2 separate regions of the Mus musculus genome follow, and region 1 is linked to region 2. A link is a loop called in an ENCODE intact Hi-C map of the cell type or tissue named here. Cell type or tissue: left cerebral cortex. All regions are shown on one strand. Each heading gives the region's core, and the rest is flanking DNA. Links, peaks and the distances in the headings are about the cores only.

Evidence for each region. Peaks named below come from ENCODE experiments on the same cell type or tissue, not always from the same donor. Only the 100,000 strongest peaks of a DNase experiment are listed, where the experiment ranks them.
Region 1: it touches region 2 in a loop (12-fold over the local background); 36 of 42 quality-filtered maps call a loop at or near these places.

Annotation. Positions count from the first base shown.
Region 1 is chr3:130,089,935-130,100,940 of GRCm38, reverse strand. No RefSeq gene overlaps it. Among named protein-coding and RNA genes, the nearest start is that of Sec24b, 35 kb to the right of the region's middle. In left cerebral cortex, for the core only: CTCF peaks have their summits at 5,590 (motif pointing left) and 6,943 (motif pointing left); a DNase peak (open chromatin) is centred at 5,595.
Region 2 is chr3:130,683,282-130,694,287 of GRCm38, reverse strand. It overlaps Gm36373 (a long non-coding RNA gene), which reads left to right and starts at 1,636. Exons shown (of 3, transcript XR_867641.2): 1 at 1,636-2,227. In left cerebral cortex, for the core only: CTCF peaks have their summits at 3,371 (motif pointing right) and 4,399 (motif pointing right); a DNase peak (open chromatin) is centred at 4,403; H3K4me3 peaks cover 549 bases.

The DNA of each region.
Region 1 (11,006 bases), core at 1,222-9,221, 590 kb after region 2:
CAAAAGATGGCCTAATCGGCCATCACTGGAAAGAGAGGCCCATTGGACACGCAAACTTTGTATGTCCCAGTACAGGGGAACGCCAGGGCCAAAAAGGGGGAGTGGGTGGGTAGGGGAGTGGGGGTGGGTGGGTATGGGGGACTTTTGGTATAGCATTGGAAATGTAAATGAGCTAAATACCTAATAAAAAATGGAAGAAAAAAAAAAGAAAATGGGAGCAGAGTTAAGGTGGGAAGGACAACTTCAGAGTTGCTTTGTTTTGGGTTTCAAGTGAAGTAATGCTTTGAAGATGACCCAACACAAGCTAACTTAAAACGTTACTTGGCGAGAACATGGAGTGTTTGCAAAATCAAAACAGAATAAAAAGCTCTGGGTAAAATAAATAAATAAATAAATAAATAAACTCGTAAAAATGGGAAAGAAATATGGTTCTGGGGAGCTGGCTTTCTGCAGAAGGGTGAGGATCCAGGTTTGAATGACAAGAACATTCATAAAGTCAGACGGGATAAATAACACACACACACACACACACACACACACACACACACACACACACACACACGTGTTATCTCGGTGTTCCTACAGGGAGGTGGGAGGCAGAGATGGGAGAAACCCCAGAGGCTCATAGGCCAGCCTGGTGCACATAACAGCAAACAACTGTGTGAGATCTGTCTCAAGCTCAGTGCAAGGAAAGGACCAAGGACTGAGGCTGTTCACAGAAAAGAAGCCAGTGCTGAAAACTATCCTGGAGGAAAAATTAGGGACAGAAGAAAGTGGCCGAATGACAAAGTGACCAAGTTCTCAGTATCTTTTTTTTTTTTTTTAAAGATTTATTTATTATATGTGACTACACTGTAGCTGTCTTTGAACACTCCAGAAGAGGGTGACAGATCTCATTATGGATGGTTGTAAGCCACCATGTGGTTGCTGGAATTTGAACTCAGGACCTTCGGAAGAGCAGTCAGTGCTCTTACCACTGAGCCATCTCTCCAGCCCCCAAGTTCTCAGTATATTAAACTGAATATCTCTCCTACTGAAAGACTTTTGAACTTAGCCTTACTCCGAATGGGTCATGTTCTCAAATTATTTCATATTCAGTCAGTAAGATTGAAATCATCCTTAGTGGTTAAATAGATTAATTAAATTACTGCATTCATTTAATCCAGCAATGCTTTTATCTTCACACTCTTATGTTTATTGGCAGTTCATATACCAAAAGACAAAAAGCGTTTAGACATCTACTTGTACAGACACCGTTAATGTGAAGCACCCCTGGTGGTGTTACAGAAACTGATACTAAAGTAATGCATAAATATTAAATGATGTTTACATATTCATGAGTCTCCCTACTCTGTAGCACAAATGTTTCAGTACTAGTAAGGTCAACTTCAATCTTAAAATACTTCCTCCAGGTATTGATCCATAATTACCTAGGCTTCAGTCTCATCTTGAAATGTGGTCTGTCAAATTGTTAGACCTATGTAAAATAAAATTTCTTTCCTCGAGGCAAAATAAAATAAAATAAAATAAAATAAAATACTTCCTAAGGGGACTGGAAAATGACTCTGTTGGTAAAGGGCTGGCCACACAAGTGTGAGGACCAGAGCTCAGTCCTCAACACTCACACAAAAACACTGAGCACAGTATGGACAATCTGTAATCCCAGCACTGGGGAGGCCAAGGCAGGCATATCTCTACTCAATGAGTTCCAGGCCAGCAACAGACCATAGTGTCTATCTAGTGCCTGAGGAGTGACCCCCAAGATTGCCCTCTGGCCCACATGCACACCTGCATACATACATAGGTACATACTCTCTCTCTCTCTCTCTCTCTCTCTCTCTCTCTCACACACACACACACACACACACACACACACACACACACAATCAGGTACACACAATACTTAAAAAGTAAAAAGAGTTTGTTTATATAGTGGATTACGTTGATGGATTTCCGTATATTAAACCATCCCTGCATCCCTGGGATGAAGTCTATTTGATCATGATGGATGATCGTTTTGATGTGTTCTTGGATTCGGTTTTCGAGGATTTTATTGAGTATTTTTGCATCGATATTCATAAGGGAAATTGGTCTGAAGTTCTCTTTCTTTGTTGAATCTTTGTGTGGTTTAGGTATCAGAGTAATTGTGGTTTCATAGAATGAATTAGAAGGTAGAGTACCTTCTGTTTCTATTTTGTGGAATAGCTTGAGGAGAGTTGGAAATAGGTCTTCTTTGAAGGTCTGAAAGGACTCTGCACTAAACCCATCTTGTCCTGGGCTTGTTTGTTTGTTTGTTTGTTTGTTGGGAGACTATTGATGACTGCTTGTGTTTCTTTCCTTAATCATCAGGAAAATGCAAATCAAGACAACCCTGAGATTCCACCTCACACAAGTCAGAATGGCTAAGATCAAAAACTCAGGTGACAGCAGATACTGGCGAGGATATGGAAAAAGATGGACACTCCTCAATTGTTGGTAGGATTGCAAGCTTGTACAACCACTCTGGAAATCAGTCTGGTGGGTCCTCACAAAATTGAACATAGTTCTACCAGAGGATCCTGCAATACCTCTCCTGGGCATATACCCAGAAGATACCCCAATTGGTAATAAGAACACATGCTCCACTATGTTCATAGCAGCCTTAATTATAATATCCAGAAGCTGGGAAGAACCCAGATGTCCCTCAACAGAGGAATGGATACAGAAAATGTGGTACATTTACACAATGGAGTACTACTCAGTTATTAAAAACAATGAATTTATGAAATTCTTGGGCAAATGGGTAGATCTGGAGGACATCATCCTGAGTGAGGTAACCCAATCACAAAAGAACTCACTTTATATGCACTCACTGATAAGTGGATATTAGCCCAGAAACTTAGAATACCCAAGATACAAAACACAAGAAAATCAAGAAGGAAGACCAATATGTGGATACTTCATTCCTCCTTAGAATAGGGAACAAAATACCCATGGAAGGAGTTACAGAGACAAAGTTTGGAGCTGAGACGAAAGGATGGACCATCCAGAGACTGCCCCACCTGATGATCCATCCCATAATCAGCCACCAAACCCAGGCATATGCCAGCAAGATTTTGCTGAAAGGACCCTGATATAGCTGTCTCATGTGAGACTATGCCAGTGCATGGCAAATACAGAAGTGGATGCTCACAGTCATCTATTGGATGAAACACAGGGCCCCCAATGGAGGAACTAGAGAAAGTACCCAAGGAGCTGAAGGGGTCTGCAACCCTATAGGTGGAACAACAATATGAACTAACCAGTACTCCCAGAGCTCATGTCTCTAGCTGTATGTAGAAGAAGATGGCCTAGTGGGCCATTATTGGAAAGAGAAGCCCCTTGGTCTTGCAAACTTTATATGCCCCAGTACAGGGGAACGCCAGGGCCGAGAAGTGGGAGTGTTTGGGCAGAGGAGCAGGGTGGGGGGAGGGTATAGGGGACTTTCGGGATAGCATTTGAAATATAACTGAAGAAAATATCTAATAAAAAATTGGGGGAAAAACGTAAAAAGAATTTTAAAACACTCAAGTATAGCAGTACTTTTTAATGCATGCTCTAAGTGCGGAAAAATTCAACATCATTTCGTGTTGCGCATTTTTCATGAAAATACTAGCCACCCTTTACTTACTCATGAGAAATTTTAGTTTTATTTATGGTTCATCCAGCCCTAATGGACTATTTGGATTAGCAAGATGCAGAATTACAGGTAAATATGAGAACGCATAGGTTTGTTTACCTTGTGGGTTGTTTTTTTTTTTTTTAATAAAGGAGTCTTTAACTCCAACAGAGCTTCTGTTACCATAACCAAATGACTGAAGTCACAATTTAACTGCAAACCAGAAGGGTATAAATAGTAGACTGGACATATAATACCCTTCTTTCTTCGTCCTTGCTTCTGGAAGGTGTGTCTTTCCTCACGATGAGTCATTGCCTCGGACCCTGCAACTCCGTCCCATAAGGCCCTACTTGTGGCTTCATGCTCACAGGGACAAGGGGTGCTGCCCATAGTGTGACTCCCATGGCTGCCTAAAACGGATGGCAGTGTTTAGGGAGGAACATTCCCTGTTGCTTCCCTTCACCTGACTGATCACACACACACACACACACACACCGTGAAGATGGACATAACCATCGCGGTCTCGCTGTCGCTGCGCCTTCTCCAGCCTATGTCTTGCGTGTTCTTTTTTCATCGTCAGCATCATATAGCTCTTGTGAACAGCCCCCCAGAGCACAGGCTGCTTGGGAGCTACTCCAGCCCTGCAGTCGTGGCAGTGAGGCTTAGATCTTTGAGTCGTGATCAAAAGCTTCCATTTTCTTTCAAGACAGAATGTTGCCTAATTGTTAAAGTAATTGCTTTTTTTTTTAAGAGAAAATTTGGGAGGCAAGGTCTCATTCTATAGCCCAAGTTAATCTGGAACTTGCTAGATAGCCCGGGCTGACCTTGAACTCATGATGGTTCTCATATCACAGCCTCTAGATTGCTGGGAATGCGGGATTGAACCATCATGTCCATCAATAATAGTTATCTTCATTTTAAAAAATTATCAAAATCTAGCATTTCCTAAAGTCTGTTTATATCATTTGCTTAACTTTTTGCATCCTCTAAGTTTTTATCTTTGTATATTCCTTTTGCTTGTTGTCTTAGTTAGGGTTTTACTGCTATGAACAGACACCGTGACTAAGGCAACTCGTATAAGAACAACATTTAATTGGGGCTGGCTTACAGGTTCAGAGGTTCAATCCATTATCATCAAGTGGGAAACATGGCAGCATCCAGGCAGGCATGGTGCAGGAGGAGCTGAGAGTTCTACAGCTTCATCTGAAGGTTGCTAGTGGAAGACTGATTTCCAGGCAGCTAGGATGAGGGTCTTAAAACCCATGCCCATAGTGACACACCTACTCCAACAGGGCCACACCTACTCCAACAAGGCCACACCTAAAAATACTGCCACTCTATGGGCTAGGCATACTCAAATCACTGCAGTTGTTTTTCTAAAAAAAAATAAACATTACTATTGAGTTAGCTTCTCAATTAAGATATTTTGCCATATGAACAAAAGTTGCAAGTGACAGCTTATACAAAATTATATAGAAGTGACTAGCCTTTTCTTCCTTGTCATCCCACTAACAAACTAACAGTTTGCAACCCCATAGGAAGGACAACAATATCAACCAACCAGACCCCCAAGATTTCCCAGGGACTAAACCACCATCCGAAGAGTACACATGGAGGAACTCATGGCTCCAGCCACATATGTAGTAGAGGATGGCCTTGCTGGGCATCAGTGGAAAGAGAGGCACTTGGCTCTGTGAAGGCTGGGTGCCCCAGTGTAGGGGAATGCCAGGACAGGGATGTGAGAGTGGATGAGTGGGTGGGAACATTCTCATAGAAGCAGAGAGGGGGTAGAATGGGGGTCCCCAAGGGGAAACCGTGAAAGGGGATAACATTTGAAATGTAAATTAAAAAAATATATCCAATAAAAAAGAGGAAAAAGTCATGGAAGTGAATTTGCAGATAGATTTCTCTCAGTCTGTGCCTGTATTTGGCTAATTCGGGGTACAGCAGTGACACCTAGTGGAAATTTGACACCTGGCCTGGTTAGGCTTCGATTTAATTTGACTTAGGGTTTTGTTGGTTTGGTTTGGTTTGGTTTGGTTTGGTTTGGTTTGGTTTGGTTTGGTTTGGCTGATAAAAAGTCTCTGTGAAGCTCAGGTTAGCACAGAACTCACTTAGTTCAAGTTGGCTTCAAACGCTGGATCCCTCTGCCTTACCTTCTGGAGTCCTGTGACTACAAGTATGGGCCACCACACCCAGCTAAATCGCGTAAAGAAATGAAATGTGGGTGGACCTTGTTGACTGACCTGACGCTTAACGTTTGTCTCCTAAGTAAATGAATGAATGTATAGAGTTCACAGAACAGAAAGAATGAGGGGCTGTCGAGATGGCTCGGTGGGTAAAGGTGCCTGTCCCCAGGCCTAACCCCTTGAGTCTAGTCTCCAGAACCCACACAATAGAACAAGAGAACCTATACCTACAAGTTGTCCTCTGACCTCCCCAGGCACACTTTGGCATGGGTGTGCACAGACACACGTAAATATATTGTTTTAATTAACAATAGCAAAAAAAAAATGCTTGGTATCACAATTATTGATTAATGAAAAGAGTCGAGCGTTTTTTTTTAAGAGTGTTGAGACACGGGGGCAGCCTGTGCTTCAAATTTAGTTCCTATTGTTTCCTGTGATAAGAGTTTATAACAGAAACAGAGTGAAGACTTGAATCACCAGAGATGAAAATTCTCAGAGAAAGCCATTATTATTCCTCCTCCTGTTCCCGAGCACCTATGAAAGGTTCCTAGCGGGACTGATAACAATTGTTGAGATAAAGCACCATGGAGAAAATAAGATGGCCTCCCAGGGGGTTATATGCAAATGTGGTAGGCAAAGAGGAAATTAAAAAGCTATGCTAATCGCAATGTTCTCATCTCCCGTTTGCTGCAGTGACACTGGGTTTGCCAGATGTTTGATTAAAACCAGCCTGGGAACAAGGACTTTATATCTTAGGGGAGAGACAAATAGGTGCTGTGTAGGGCCAGCTTGTTGTTGTCTAAATAGTCTTGTAATTGTTCCTCCCAAACTAATTTAAAATTGCTGACTCAACATAGGACTGTCTCCTCTGCTTGACTGGAGTAGAAAAACTGACAGTGTGAAAAGACGCCACTGTGTAGAAATGGCTCCACACTTCAAGGACTCATGCATGTTATTTCTAGATGCAAATCCACTACAGACATCAAGACTTAAGATGGTGTGGGAAATAAACATAAGAAGCTGTCTTCAGGGCTGGAGAGATGGTTCAGCAGTTAAGGGCACTGACTACTCTTCCCAAGGTTCTGAGTTCAATTCTCAGCCACCACATGGTGGCTCACAACCATCTGTAATGGGATCCGATGCCCTCTTCTGGTGTGTCTGAAGACAGCTATGGTGTACTTGTAATGCATAACATTAATAAATCTCAAAAAAAAAAAGAGAAGCTGTCTTCATTTATTTTCCAGTTGATGTGATAAAATACCATGGCCCATCCGAAAAGGCAACTTCTTGGAGATAGGGCTTATTCCCATTGACAGTTTCAGAGAGATACAGCCTATCCTAGTGAGATGACACAGGCTCAGGAGCAAGACTCGATGGTCATATCACATCTGCACCCAGAGTGCAAACACTAAATAGGTATGGAAGTTTACTATTTTATAAGCTTTCCAAAAGTTGCATTAAAAAACAAAAACAAAGCAAAAACAAAAACAGCTGACATCGAGTTACTCTGCATGGCAAGGATAATACCCTACCTGTGGTGGTTTGTACATGCTTGGCCCAGGGAGTGACACTATTAGGAGGTGTGTCCCTGTTGGAATAGGTGAGGCCCTGTTGGAGTAGGTGTGTCACTATGGGCATGGGCTTTAATACCCTCATCCTAGCTGCCTGGAAGCCAGTATTCTGCTAGCAGCCTTCAGATGAAGATGTAGAACTCTTAGCTCCTCCTACACTATGCCTACCTGGATGCTGCCATGTTCCTGCCTTGATGATAATGAACTGAACCTCTGAACCTGTAAGCCAGCCCCAATTAAACGTTTGTTCTTTTAAGAGTTGCCTTGGTCATGGTGTCTGTTCACAGCAGTAAAACCCTAACTAAGACCTCACAAAAGCCATTTAGGGCAAAAAGCCTGGGGTGGGATACTTTTCTTCAAGCTGTCAGTCAAGTAAGGTCCCAGAGACTGTCACCACCACCACCCCCCCCCAAAAAATACAAGCTTTGGCATTGCTCTTTGTTGTCCACCAGAACTTGGTGGTACGACCCTATTGCTGATATGACACACTTAATTGCAGGACATGCAGCCTGTGACCTTTCTGGGGCTAACTTTCATAGTGCCAAAAGAGGTTCTGCAGGCTGCTGAGGGAGAAACATAATCAACAGTGTTACACTATGAACCCTGTGAGCTACAATAGCAACAGACCTGGAAGCAGTCTATGCCCAGTGGAGAAATAGCAGAATGCTAATGGAGATAACCAACCACTTTTTATTGGATTTAAGGCCTGCTCCATTGAAGGGAAGCCATACCTGGTACTACAGACCTGACCAAGAACCAGGGTTATGGAGGCCACAGGTCCTAAGGAAGAGCCTATTTCTATTACCTCACTGAATAGACATATTGTCAAACAACCCCTGTCTTCATACCCACAGATCAATGCAGCTCTCAGCCGAGAGGCTTCTGTTTGCAATGGAGAGCAGTTAATACAGAGACTCACAAATGCTCAAGTAGCAAAAACATAAATGGCTCATCTTAGCCCTAATGCCACAGCTATACCACACTCTCTTCCTGCAAGCTTCTCAGAACAATGCAGAAGGAAGAACAATGGAAAATCTGTAAGAGCCAGAGGTCAGGGAGGATTGCCGTGTAACTGTGTCTCCTGAACGTAATAGACACGGGGCATGCACGGACTCACAGTAGCCTCTGTCATTACCTGCCCAAGACCTGTACAAGTCCATGGCAAACAACATTCCAGCCCTGAAGGAGGAGCTGAAGAGGCCCCGCCCCTAACTGCGGAACTATCAATAAAAGCTGCTGCAGGAGAATTATTACCCTGGACGTGTGACCCCTGGTAGGTTTTCTGTGTTCCAGTGGATCATCCCAAATCCATGCATTTACAGGCACCACTAGGTAGATTCTGTGGATTATATTCAGGAGGAGGTGGTAGAGGAGGAAGGAGAGGAGACAGAGGGGTCATGGGGTTGGTAGACATGGGGAGAAGGCTCCTGGAGCAACAGAAGTGGGTACTAGGGAGAGGTTAATATGCTCAAAATACATTGTATGCATGTATGACATTCTCAAAGAATAAATTTTAAATATTACATTAAAATCAACCTCAAAGCCCTCCCCAATGACTTATCCCAGCCAGGATCCCCCTCACAAAGGCTCTATGACCTTCCCAGACTTCACCCCCAGTGGGGGCCAAGTGTTGAAACATACGAGCCTATGGGAGACAATTCACATTCGAACTACAACAGAGGTTGCTTGTAAAAGATTTGAAGTAATGGGAGAGGTCTAGTAGGGCCTAATCATGTAATCCCTTATTTAATCAGACACATTGATTGATCAGTGAAACACTGGTCTGGACTACATAACAGATCAGCAAGCTGCAGCTGGTTGGCCCCGTTTGGTATAATCGGTGAGCTAGGGTAAACTTATAAAGTTGTAAGACAAAGAAAAAGAGAAAACGGGTTAAAATATATATATATGACAGATTTGTCAATGGCCAAACCTAAAATTCCAACTAGTCTTTGATAGGAGGTGTTTGCTACACCCGCTCTGGGAAAAGATCCAACAGTCATTGAAGTCACAGCCTAGAAAAGCAACTCAAGCAAGAAGAGGAAGAATGACAGCAGTTCCTACACTCTGACCACATAATGACAGCCTGCAACTGGGTTACATGACATGACATTGTCTCATTTAATGTCCACAATAAAAAAAAAAAAAAAATCTCACGAGACAGTTGTTGTCAGCAGATAGCTGACATCTGAAGAAGTTAGCTGCCCAGATCATCCAAATAATCAGATCTGTGATGAAGATGCAGGTGCTCTGCCCACTGCATCCAGGCACGAGCCTGAGAATGTGAAAGGCAGAGAGAGGGAGGTGTCCTGAGACATGTAAAAGCACAACCTGCCGGGCATGGTGGTGCACACCGTTAATCCCAGCACTTGGGAGACACAGGCAGGTGGGTCTTCGTGAGTTCGAGGCCAGCCTGGTCTAAAAAGCAAGTCCAGGACAGCCAGGGCTATTACACAGTAAAACCCAAGTACAACGTGCTAAGGGAAAATAGGGGCTTCTTAGGGACATTTAGGGAAGACCCTTGGAGCAAACTGGGCACTAGGGATAGTCTGAACGGTTGATCCTAAAGAGTACAGCGGCCAAGCTTGGGTCAGCCTCAAAAAAGAACCTTCAAGCACACTGTGGGAACAATGAGTGGACCCAGGAAATAGGACAAAGAGAAGGGGCTGCATAGAGAGGAATATAAAGATGACTCACAGCCAGCTCAGACAGGGATTTAAGAAATAAATACGTAAAAGAGGGACGTTGAACAAACGAGAGTGACTGAACATTTGCAACTAGACGGTTGTCACAGCCAGCCCTGTGCTCTATCTAAGGAAATGAGCCTCGCAAGATGCAGTGAATGAACAGGAGGCAGAAGAGTAGGCTAGAATGTGGCTGGCAATAATCCAGAGCAGAGGCAATGGAAATTGGAAGAATCATAGAGCAGGGGGAGGGGGAGAGAACGGTGTCGCCAAGATGCCAACTACAAAAACATCCGCCCAAAGAAAGCAAAAAGAGAAACAGTAACTAGCCTGGCAACAGCCATCCTGTCAGACTGTGTCCCTCTGACTTTGGTTCCCCGACAGCACCATGAGCACACACGTACGCACACGTGAGTTTTACTAACTTGAAGTCCCGTGATAGTGCTCTGGAGAAAATCATCACTTCATGTTTATTTTAATGGGATTTCACCTTAATAAGATGTCAATGTCTTGTGGTTGAGTGGGGTGGCAGAGAGGACAGGGCCACATTGTGCGATTCACTAAGTCTTTACATTACAGGAAGAGTCCCCCAAGAGTTGTTATCTGTTGCCTAGCCAGCAGCTCACGGGTCCCAGCCTGCAGGTCTTGGCTGGGTAGCTTAGTAGATTTGTTGCTTCAAAAGCTCAAGAGCCCATTCACAGGGGAAATAAGAGAGGTGCAGATCAGCTCCTCCTTCACCAGTTTAAAGTTTAAGATGCAGACAAGATCGCTGTACCAAGTGATGAGAGAAGATGCTAACAGGGCAACATAGTGATGAAGCGGATCTGTGTTCTCAGAGTGCGTGGGGAAGGTCTAGTTTGGTTTCAGGTTGCTATAGAAGTTGAATACTGTGAAGAAGTGAGCTTTATACATCCAACTCTCCTCA
Region 2 (11,006 bases), core at 1,171-9,170:
AATACAGCAAGGTCCCATTTTTCTTTATTGATGGAGTAGTAACAGTTCCTTCTATGTACCACTAGGTGGTGCTATGCTAACGGTATGTTTCTGTTTCAAAAACTTGGAAATTAATTTCCAAAGCGTTTTTGAGTAATCATTTCTTTACCCAGTACAGTGAAATATTAATTTAATTAATATTTAAATCAATATTTTGAAGCATATACTTATATAAAATGTCTTGTTGGTAAAATGTACTGTGTTTATGTGAAGAAGAAGAAAAAAAAACAATACTAGGCATAAAGTATTTTACGGCAGCGTGAGCCGGCATCACAGTGCACTAGAAAGCTGCTACGACTTATTTGCTAGGCAGGTGAATGTAGAATGAGTTTTCCTGCCGGAAAGGAGACAAACTCATCTTTGACTATTGGCTCTCTTGGGAGAGGATGCTGACAAGTATAAAGTGGTTTTGTGGAATGTGAGTCGTCTGAGAGGAGAAGGAAGAAAGTGGATTTAGGAAGGATAAGATGGCAGGTGAAGTCAAGATGTCATTGGCTGGCAGGGCAGTATGGCTAGACACTGACTGGGCTGCTGTTGTGACCTGGGTTGGAGACCATCTCAAGACTGGCACAATTTGCCTGTGGAGCTGAGGTAGACCTGATAAAGGATCTGAGGTTGCCATCTTGCTCCACCCTACAATGAAGTCCTTCCTTCAAGGGAGCGCTGTGGCCGCTCAGCCAGCCTCCCCCTTCTTCTGTGGTCCAGGACCCACCCCACCGAGTTGTGCCACACAGGGGGCAGCTCTTCCAACCCCAGCTACCTAATCAAGATAATCTCGCCTAGACACACCCAGGTGATGTGAGATCTTACCAAACTGACAATGGAGATGAACCATTCAGATTAATAAAGAAGATAGCCTGTTTGTAGGACTATAAACGAGAGCCAGGGGTGGCATGGGCTTGTTATTTCAGCGATCGGGATACGGAGGCAGAAGGACTGAAGCCAGTAAGTTCCAGGCCAGGCTGGGCTACACAGCAAGATCTTGTCTCAAAACAACTGAAACCTCTCCCCGTAAGATAATAAAAAACGAGAAAAAAACAAAAACAGTAAGAAACGAAAAGAAAGAGTGTGCTGGCGATCACTGTTACTGTTTACTTGAGTTATAAAATGGGAACTAACACAGGTGCAAAGTTGGGAGAATATTGTCTGGATGGGAATGGAGCTGCTGTGAGTGCACGGCCGTTGTTTCTGTTGTATGCTGTAACCTTCCTAGCGCAGGTCGGTCTGCACGTAGAAATAAGAACGACACATTTACAGAGTCCAAAGAGTGAGTGCCAGATAATGAGTTCTATGAAGCTAGCTCCTGCCCAGGTAGCGCTTCAGCCCAGAGAACCCACAGGCTGAGATTCCGTACTGCTGGAGCCAAGCCTGCTCTCTAGTGCTCCACAGGACCTAACCTAAAGTTTGTGGGAATTGAACGTGGGTCCTCTGGAAGAGCAGTCAGTGCTCTTAACTGCTGAGTCATCTCTCCAGCCCCAAAGGTCAGTGTATTAAAACTCTTGCCAAATACTATTTTTTTAAATGTACTTACACTTTTCGTTATAATACTACGAGTTCTTAGTGGACCTGAATTTTAGCTCTTCCAATGACCAGCTGTGCAACCTTCAGCAAAATCCTTAGGTTTTCTGAGCCTCAGTTTCTCCTTGGAAACTGAAGGTAGCAATGCCTACTTCTTAAGTAAGAAATAAAGTAGAGCACAGCTTCTTGATATTACAATTCATAACAGTAGCAAAAAATTACAGTTATGAAATAGCAACAAGAATAATTTTTTCTAGTTTGGGATCACTACCCCGTGAGGAACTGTATTAAAGGGTCATAGCGCTAGGAAGGTTGTGAACCACTGCATTCGATGCTCTTTAAAGATGGCTTCAGAGCTTTCTCGGAGTTAGGCTCTGCCTCATTTTTATCGTTTTTATTTAGTATATGGTCGCACATTCTCCTCTGGGGATGGAGGGTGGGAATGTGCACATACAGTCATGTGGGATAAGTGTGATTGACTATAGAATGCCTCCACTTATGTTTACGTCCACTTAACAATGTTTTTGAGATTTATGCAGGGTGGAAAGAGTTTCTATGTGGTGTGACACCACTTGACTGAAGGCCAAGAAGCAGTCTGGTGTAATGGTTGGCTCTTCACAGAGTCTGTCTTCAGAGCCCTCTGTCAAGGATGAAGCTCCAGCAAACTCCAGTAAGTGCTTGTGTTGGCCACTGGTCCACCTCGGATCGTAGTCTCACAGCAGAGGGGGAGTGCCAGTCCAAACAGCTTTAGAATCTGACCACATCCGTGCACTGGAGAAGCTGTTAACCTCTGTTTTATTTTAACTAGCATGACTGTTTCCAAACAGGACAGTAACAATAGCTCTTATCCATGCATTTTATACAAAGCAACGGCCCTGCTCCCGTCAAGAAATGGGCATCATTTCCCTAAGCCGGTGATATGTGCTCACCCTGTGCCTGTTTTGATCAGACGATGGCACACGTGTCACTGTGCCAGTCCTGGATATTTAGCGGACCTGGCAGCTTCTGCTTCCTGCCGCTTAGAAGGCTGGTTCTTGGGATCTGCCGTCTGAAAACCCAGCTTCAAGATCATAAGTCCTAAACCACATGAGAAGCCGTTGGTAGCTGCTCCTGTCAACAGCAGCTGAACTTGGAGCTGACCGCTGTATCAGCTGCTGGCCCCGGGTGCTGGCCCCAGCTGCCCTCTGCCTGTAGCTGTGTGAGAATCGCCGAGGGAGAACCGCCTAGTGGAGCCCAGCTGGCTCCCAGTACATAACTCGGGAGCTAGGGCTAAGCTTGTTTTCTAAGGCTGTTAGGTTTGGGCGTGGCTTTTATGTGCTGAGATAACAGATGGAAACTCTGCTCGGCTTCCGGGACACAGAGGTGGCTGAAGAGGGGCCAGATCTTGAGATAGAGGTGAAAAGCGACTGGGAAGGGTTTCCAGAAAACCAGCAGGGACCCCGAAAGACGAGTGGGAAACTCAAGGCCCAAAGACTGGAAAATGATCTTGGAAGCTGGAACCAGGGGTCCTTGGTGTGGAAGGGTGACTGTTTTGCTAACGCTGTCTGCCTTTGCCAGCGTAGAAAACAGTTCAGCATGAACTCACGGGTCCAATAGAGGCGCCTCTCTGGCAGAAAGCGCGAAGATCAACTTTAGTTGAATTTGGTGGAATTGGAGGAGAGAGATGAGTTAAAGAAGGGATTGCCCAATTCCCAAATGTAGAAGAAATCGGAGAGAGCATTCCTTTCAGGCGATTGAATTCATGCTTTTTTTTTTTTTTTTTTTTTTTTTTTTTTAAATAAAGGGATTCTGCCTGCATGTATGCCTGCAGGCCAGAAGAGGGCACCAGATCTCATTACAGATGGTTGTGAGCCACCATGTTGTTTCTGGAAATTGAACTAAGGAACTCTGGAAGAGCAGTCAGTGCTTTTAACCTCGGAGCCATCTCTCCAACCCCTCATGTCGCCTTTTAAAAGTTAGAGTATCTGAGAAATTTTCCTTAGTCTTTTAAAAGAGACTTTCTTGTTAACATTTGTCGTTAACTGTTGATTTGCCACTATTTCTGTGTCTAGCTCACGAGGGTTCAGTGAGTCCTGGTCTCTTAGTCTTTTTCAGCTTCTAAAGAACCTTTGCTATATGTTGTCTCAACTCATCTCACCATCCTGGTACTGTAAGAGAGACATGGTTGGTTCCCGATACTGAGAACAGCCACAACCATCTTCCGTTGTCTCCAGTTGCAGGTCGCCTGACTTGATGCTTGCAGTAGGTTCCTTCCCCTCTGCGTGGTGAAGTATCACTACTCACTGTAAAGAGGGAGCACGTTGAGTCAGAGACACAAACATTAGCCACCGTGAAAACACCACAGGATCCTTCCCGACACTCCCTGTCCACCCTTCACATCACCCTTTGCTTTGAGGAGATAGCTAGCAATTTTAAACCCGAGGCAGATACTTTCATCTTACAAAGTTGCCAAGTCATTATCTGTATTACAGTCAATACTTTCAAGAAGAGGGCTGGGCTACCAGGCCAGTGTGTAACTTTTGATCAGAGCAGGTAACAGAAGTGGGACTGCAGGTGCTGGAGACTTTTTATTATATATGTGCATGTGTATCGTGAATATATGTATATGTATGTATATACTATGCTATCTTCTGCCTCCTGCCTCTTGATAGATTGACTTTCTACATTCTTTGGGCTGGGAGTATGTAAGTATTGTAATGAGTCTGTTCACTTGTAAAAATCAATGTATTGGCTTGGACAGACTCTCACGCCCCATTTGGTTTTGCTAGTCCTTTTCATCTTTCCTACTCTTTCGATGCATCTGTTTTTCCATCAGTCTGCAGGCTGTGGCTCACTTCCGTTCAACCAGCAGATGGCGCTCTTGACATCCTAATAGGACTCGGGTCCTAATGGGCACGGTGATGGTCTGTTAGTTAAAAGAGGCAGTGGTTATTGATTGCTCGTTGTTCTCGTTAGACTTTGACCTAGGCGTGATCCTTCAGCGGGTTTATATTTATGTAATTATGCTCTCAAGCCCACGTCAAATGATTGATTTTGTGTGTGGGGGAGGAATTCAGTGACACTATTAACAGAAAGGTCTCCCTGTGGGGAACACCACCGACAGAGATGGAGATAATGTCCCAGTGATAATTGTCAATCTGATTTAGTGGCCCTTGCATTCCAAGGTATCCCAAGAGGAGGAACTCATTTTTCTGATCTGTAGAACTTAGGGGCTGGAAAATACATCTTATTAAGGCTATAATGATCATAAACAGGACACAGGAGCCGTGGAAATCCGATACATTGTAAAAATCACATGTGAAGTTATAATTCTTACAGATTTTATCTTAAATGGATACTAATCACCCACTCCAGACGTTCATTACATAATACTTCCAAGCAGGGACTTAGCAATCCTCAAACTCGATTTTCTCTGCTTTACTCACGGTTCCCTGTGGCTCTCCAGTATTTATTATTATTCTTTATATATAGCGACATTCAGTTACAAGGTGTGAGCTATATTTCTGTTTAGGATTTCCAACAAATGCCCCCAAGAGCTTCAATGAAGCTTCCAGGACCATTTCACAGTGTTTCAGCAGAGAAAAGCAAGCCAAACAGGACTGACCATGAGTCTCTTTCTCTCTCTCTCAAAGATTTATTTATTTTTATTTCTATGAATACATTGTAGCTGCCCTCAGACACACCAGAAGCAGGCATCAGATCTCATTACAGGTGGTCATGAGCCACCATGTGGTTGCTGGGAATTGAACTCAGGATCTCTGGAAGAGCAGTCAGTACTCTTGACCACTGAGCCATCTCTCCAACACCCCCACCCCAAGTCCTCTTTTTAAGCTTAGACACATCATGTTTCCCATGTCTCTTCACTGAAGTGTCCAGAGGTTGAAAGTAACCTGTGTAGGTCCTTTCAACACATTCATCGTGACTGGACCCAGTGGCTTCATGTCCATATTTAGCACTGCACCTGGTCAGTATTTTGAGAAGAAGGCTTACAGTGTGTCAGCAAAGACTGAACATCTGTATAGGCAGGCTTGCTTTTTCTTTCTTCCCCCACTGCTGGGTCCTCTGAGAAAATTTCACATACCCAGCTATTACTAAAGTAAAACTTTAATAATCAAATTTCCTGGAGAAGGCTGATTGTTTTCCTCGTCCAGATTTGTGTTGGACTTCTTCCTTGGCGTATGCTAATCAGGGTTTCTGAACCACATGGGGGAATAGAGAGCAAAGTCTCTGTCTGTATGGTGGAACTTTAACACATGAAACGCCTAATTCTTCTCTTTCAAAGGGTTTGTTGCTGAAAAGCTTTGATCTCTTTTTCTTAGTTAGGGTTACTCTTGCTGTGGCGAGACACCATGATCAAAGAAACCTGGGAAGGAGAGGGTTTATTGGGCTTATACATCCATGTTACTGTTGGTCATATACATCCATGTTACTGTTGGTCATATACATCCATGTTACTGTTGGCCATCAAAGGAAGTCAGGAGTGGAACTCAAACAGGGCAGGAACCTGGAGGCAGGAGTTGATGCAGAGGCTGTAGAGGGATGCTGCTTACTGGCTTGCTCACTATAGCTTGCTCAGCCTGTTTTCTAAAAGAACCCAGGATCACCTGCCCAGAGATGGCACCACCCACAATGGGCTGCGCCCCCCCCCCCCCATCAATCATTAACAAGAAAATGACTCACAGACTTGCCTATAGTCCAATATTTAAGGAGGCCTTTTCTTTTCTTTTCTTTTCTTTTCTTTTCTTTTCTTTTCTTTTCTTTTCTTTTCTTTTCTTTTCTTTTCTCTTCTCTTCTCTTCTCTTCTTTCCTTTCCTTTCCTTTTCTTTTCCTTTAAAGTATTATTTATTTAATGTATTTGAGTACACTGTAGCTGTCCTCAGACACACCAGAAGAGGGCATTGGATCCCATTACAGATGGTTGTGAGTCACCATGTGGTTGTTGGGAATTGAACTCAGGACCTCTGGAAGAGCAGTCAGTGCTCTTACCCACTGAGCCATCTCTCCAGCCCCAGGGGGCATTTTCTTAATTGAGGTTTCCCCTCTCTCTGATCACTTTAGCTTTTGTCAAGTTGACATCAAACTAGTCAGCACAATCTCCAAGGAAGCATTGGTAACAATAGCTCAAGTTTATTGAGAGCATGCGTGTACACTAGATGTTGCTCCAGCCACTTCTCATGTATCACCTGGAATCAGTCTCCCAGGACTGTTCTGAATCGGTGCTCTTAGCCCACTTCTCAGGTGAGGACATGGGGCTCAGACAGGCTTGTGGCACCAAGTGACCAGCCACAATCTGAATTAAGTGTCTGTGCTCTTAACCACCATGGTGGTAGCCTTCACTTGGCTTCAAAGGACTAAGTATCTTTCAATACTGATTCCTATTGGTATTTATTGGTGGTTTTTCATTTGTTTGTTTGTGTTGCAATAGGGTCTCTTTATGTAGCAATGGCTGCCCTGGAACTTGCTGTGTAGACCAGGCTGGCCTTGAACTCACGGAGGTCCACTTGGCTTTGCCTCCCAAGGGCTGGGATTAAAGGTGTGTGCAACCATGCTGGCTTCAGTACTGATATTTATATGTCTGTCTGTCTATCTATCTATCTATCTATCTATCTATCTATCTATCTATCTATCTATCTAGGTTTTTCAAGACAGGGTTTCTCTGTGTAGCCCTAGCTGTCCTGGAACTCACTCTGTAGCCCAAGCTTGCCTGTCTCTGCCTCCCAAGTGCTGAGATTAGAAAGGTGTGCACCACCACTTCCTGGCCAGTACCTGTTTTTGTTTTAATCTACTAGAATGGAAAATTTTTAAATAATTCTGTTTTTTTACTTAACATCTTGTAACATTTCTCATAGCTTACCTCTAGCTATATGTCCACATTTACACATTGTATAATTTTAAATATACAGAAACATTGCTCTTATATATGTATTTTATCACTTTGGTCTTACTTGTTTTTGCTCTTAAAACACACACACACACACACACACACACACACACACACACACACACACACACACTGCTTAGTGCAGAGTGCCATGCATCTATCTCCTATATCTTAATGCCTGTTTGGGCATTTAAGTCAAAGAACTAGTGCTGACAGCTACAACATTAGCAAAGTCTATGCCTGTCCCTCAGTGCAACTTATAGTTAACATGGCATTTTAGTTCACTGAGATTTGGAAAAATGTTTTCATACAGTTTTCTTTTGCAAGCAAGCTTATTTGACTCTACCTAAATTGTGCATTTGCACACTTGGCTTCTTTGGCATGATGTAGCATCCATATTGATTTTAAAGAACTGAGGCACAAATAAAACATTATGTTCATGAAGGTGGCTCATGTCTTCAGCCATGAAGTTACAGTGAACTTAAAGACGAGAACCTTTTATTAACTAATGAGAGCCCAGCAGTTGTGATAAGCCACTTTAGATGATAACTCAACACTCTCAGGAGATGTTTTCGAACACCCAGCTCCAATCCAGGTGGCTTGGGTGTCAACCCAGCAGATGTGTTTACGGCAGATGGTCCACAGGTGGCTAGGGCATAGATTGGATGAATCTTCTTGGAGTGTAAGAAAAAAAAAATCTCTCAAGCCAAGGTTCCTACCCCGGCAGGGCAGGTAACCGGAAGACCTATTAGGCAAGATGATTTCAGGACAGGAGAAATGTAACCCCAACTCTTAGATACTGAACAGGATCACTTAATTCCCAGCCTTTGAGCCCCACTTGCCAATGGTATTTCATTTGACTGGTTATGACTGTGTACTTTTGGTTAAAATCGTTCAGATAAAATTCACAGGACACAAGCCCAAGTCCTTGCCATGGTCCCACAGGGAGCCTATATGTCCCTTCTTAAGAGTCCCTCTGCCCCCGTAACTACTGACCTCACCTCCTAGTCTGCTGGTTGGCTTCATTCGACTGCTCACCTCTGGTCGTGACATTCATAGCCAGGCTAGGGGCCTCACTCTCACGCTACCTGAGTGGCTCACGCCCTTTCCTCTTCCAAATACACGTTTTACAATGAGGTCTTCCTTTATCTCCCATTGAAAAATCAAGTCTCCCCTGTTTCTATAGCACTTGCCTCTCTTTAATGTGCTTCATAACCGACTTGTTTGTTTATCTAGACATGAACTACCTGAAATCAGAGGTGCAGCTTAGTGTGTGGGACACAATACACGCTCAATAGCTCTTCAGTACCTGGCTGCATTAAACTCGTCAGGAAAATACACTCAAGAACGGGTTAATTGACTGAGTAGCCCAGGTTAGTTGGCGTCATTTCTACTTTTCCTCTTTGGTGGATTTCTTATTTCTTAGCCCCACCCCGTTTAAGGCTGGCAGTTGAATCTGGGACCCCACAAGCCAGGGAGGTACTCTGCCAGCTTCCTCCATCGTTCTTGAACTGACTCTGAGTACTGGCATCCTTGGTTTGATCCGCACATGCCATTCCTCTGACTTCCTGTAGTTAATCTCAAGGGTTTTCACTGTTTGCTTTATTTCAGTGAGCGCCATTGGTAGAGGGACCAAGGCTATGCAAGCCTCATGGTAAATCAAGCGCATAGTACACACATCACCAGGATAGGGCTTCTTTCTTCATCCAAAATGCTGAGTCACGTAAAGTTTTATTTGACAGTAAACAGGCTTCCAACTAATTGATCGTCATCTGTGTCACTTGCGTTCCATGAACACTTAGTGAATTGACAGTCACCGTGATTTTTGACAGCATTTGTGTTTTGTTCTATTTTGTAACCTGGGTCACTTCTTCTAAAACAAACAGTGCCAGGCTCTGTTTGTCAGTTAATAATCTGGGTCTGTTACTGTTTCATGGATATTGGCAGAAAACTTGAGACTTCTGGGTCAAAGACAAAGGACTTTGTTACAGCGGAGCAAGCAGCGTGGGGACAACACTCGCCAAGCCCCACAGGGTAGTGATAGATGCTGCGCACATGGGTAGCTGGCTCCTAGCTGCAGAACACTGAGTTTAGTGATGTGCTGTTTTATAGTGTGTGGAAGGGAAGGGAGGCAAACCCATACTTTGTCCAAGAGGGACAGTTATCCATCAATGTGGTGGGCTGCAAAGACAGCCCTAAGAAGTGGCCTGGGGAAAGAGCAGCCACGGTGTCACATGCCTGGCAAGAAAGTGCAGGGCTCCTCAGACCCCATAGCTCTGGCCTTTCCCTATTATAGTCAGATAATTGGCTTTGACACTAGTTCACTCTTAGAAGCCAGCCCAGACAGGCTCAAGGCCCTGCTGTGTCCCTTTCTATGTGGGAATTTAAACAAATACTTTCCATTCCCTTCTGTCTTCTCTTCTTTACAGTGGTGCCACCCATCCCATTGATTGGCATAGTGTTGTATGCTGTCCCTCGGCCTACATGAACCGGGTACACCCGGGAGGCAGGCTGGGCTGAAAGACACTTAGACTTCGAGAAAAGATAATGAAGCCAAGACAAAGGTTCTGATCAAGGCCCGAGAGTTTACTAAGAGACCTTGCTTATAAGGGGGAAGCCCCCCTAACCCCCGCCAGTCCATTCTTGGTGCCTGGAGCCATTCTGCCAGCACTTGGTCGCCAGGCTGGTTGCTTATTCAGGAATGCCTCAGGAAGACAGGTTCAACCTCTGTTCCTTCTGCAGGTAGCAGAAGAGCAGGGCAGTTGTCACTTCAAAAGGAGCCAGCCAAGTTGGAAAGCTGCACCGCAGGTGGCTCCACCTCATTGGCGACAAGGTCTGTGCCAGCCCGCTTCAGGCTGGGGGAGGCTACAGCCTAGGATAAAGGAGAAACTGCAATAGGTATAGAGGGCTGACGTTGTCCAGAGTCTTCGTGCACCTATCACCACTGACTTGCTCTGCTTACTGGGCAGTTTACTTGAGTGCCTGTGTTGCTTCTGTCCACGGAAATGAGGGATACTTTGTAACGCACGTTGTCATAGATGCTCAGGGGACTAAGTTTATCTCTTCTAAAGGATTCTGACAGTTGTGAAGTATTCTTTCAAGTGCACGTGATAGGACAGTGAAGATATAAATCCTTGCTTTCATGGAGACTACATTTGAGAAGGGGAGATATACCCCATAGTGTGATGTGGACAAACATGAAGAGAACTGAATCCGGGTGAGGATATGGTGATCAAAAGCTTATACAGGCAAAGTTTTTGTCAAACGCGGTGTGCTCCTGTGGTTTGTCTGAGTCCTAGGAGTGGCCATCGGTGGCTTGAATTAGGAGGAGCTTTACCCCTGGGAAGCTAGGCATGGACAGTTAGGTATGTCATAGGAAATGGAGACACATTCATGCCAAGTTGTGATTTGATGTCACACTTAATGTGGAGCACTTTTAGATCCTTCAAAGGACTCTTCAAGTTGATTGTTTTAAATCCAGGATGTAAGAAGAGATACTGAGAAGGGGGGAAGCTTTGAGTACCTGGCCACAATACTGTTCTCTATGTGACATTTCTCAGGGACGCTG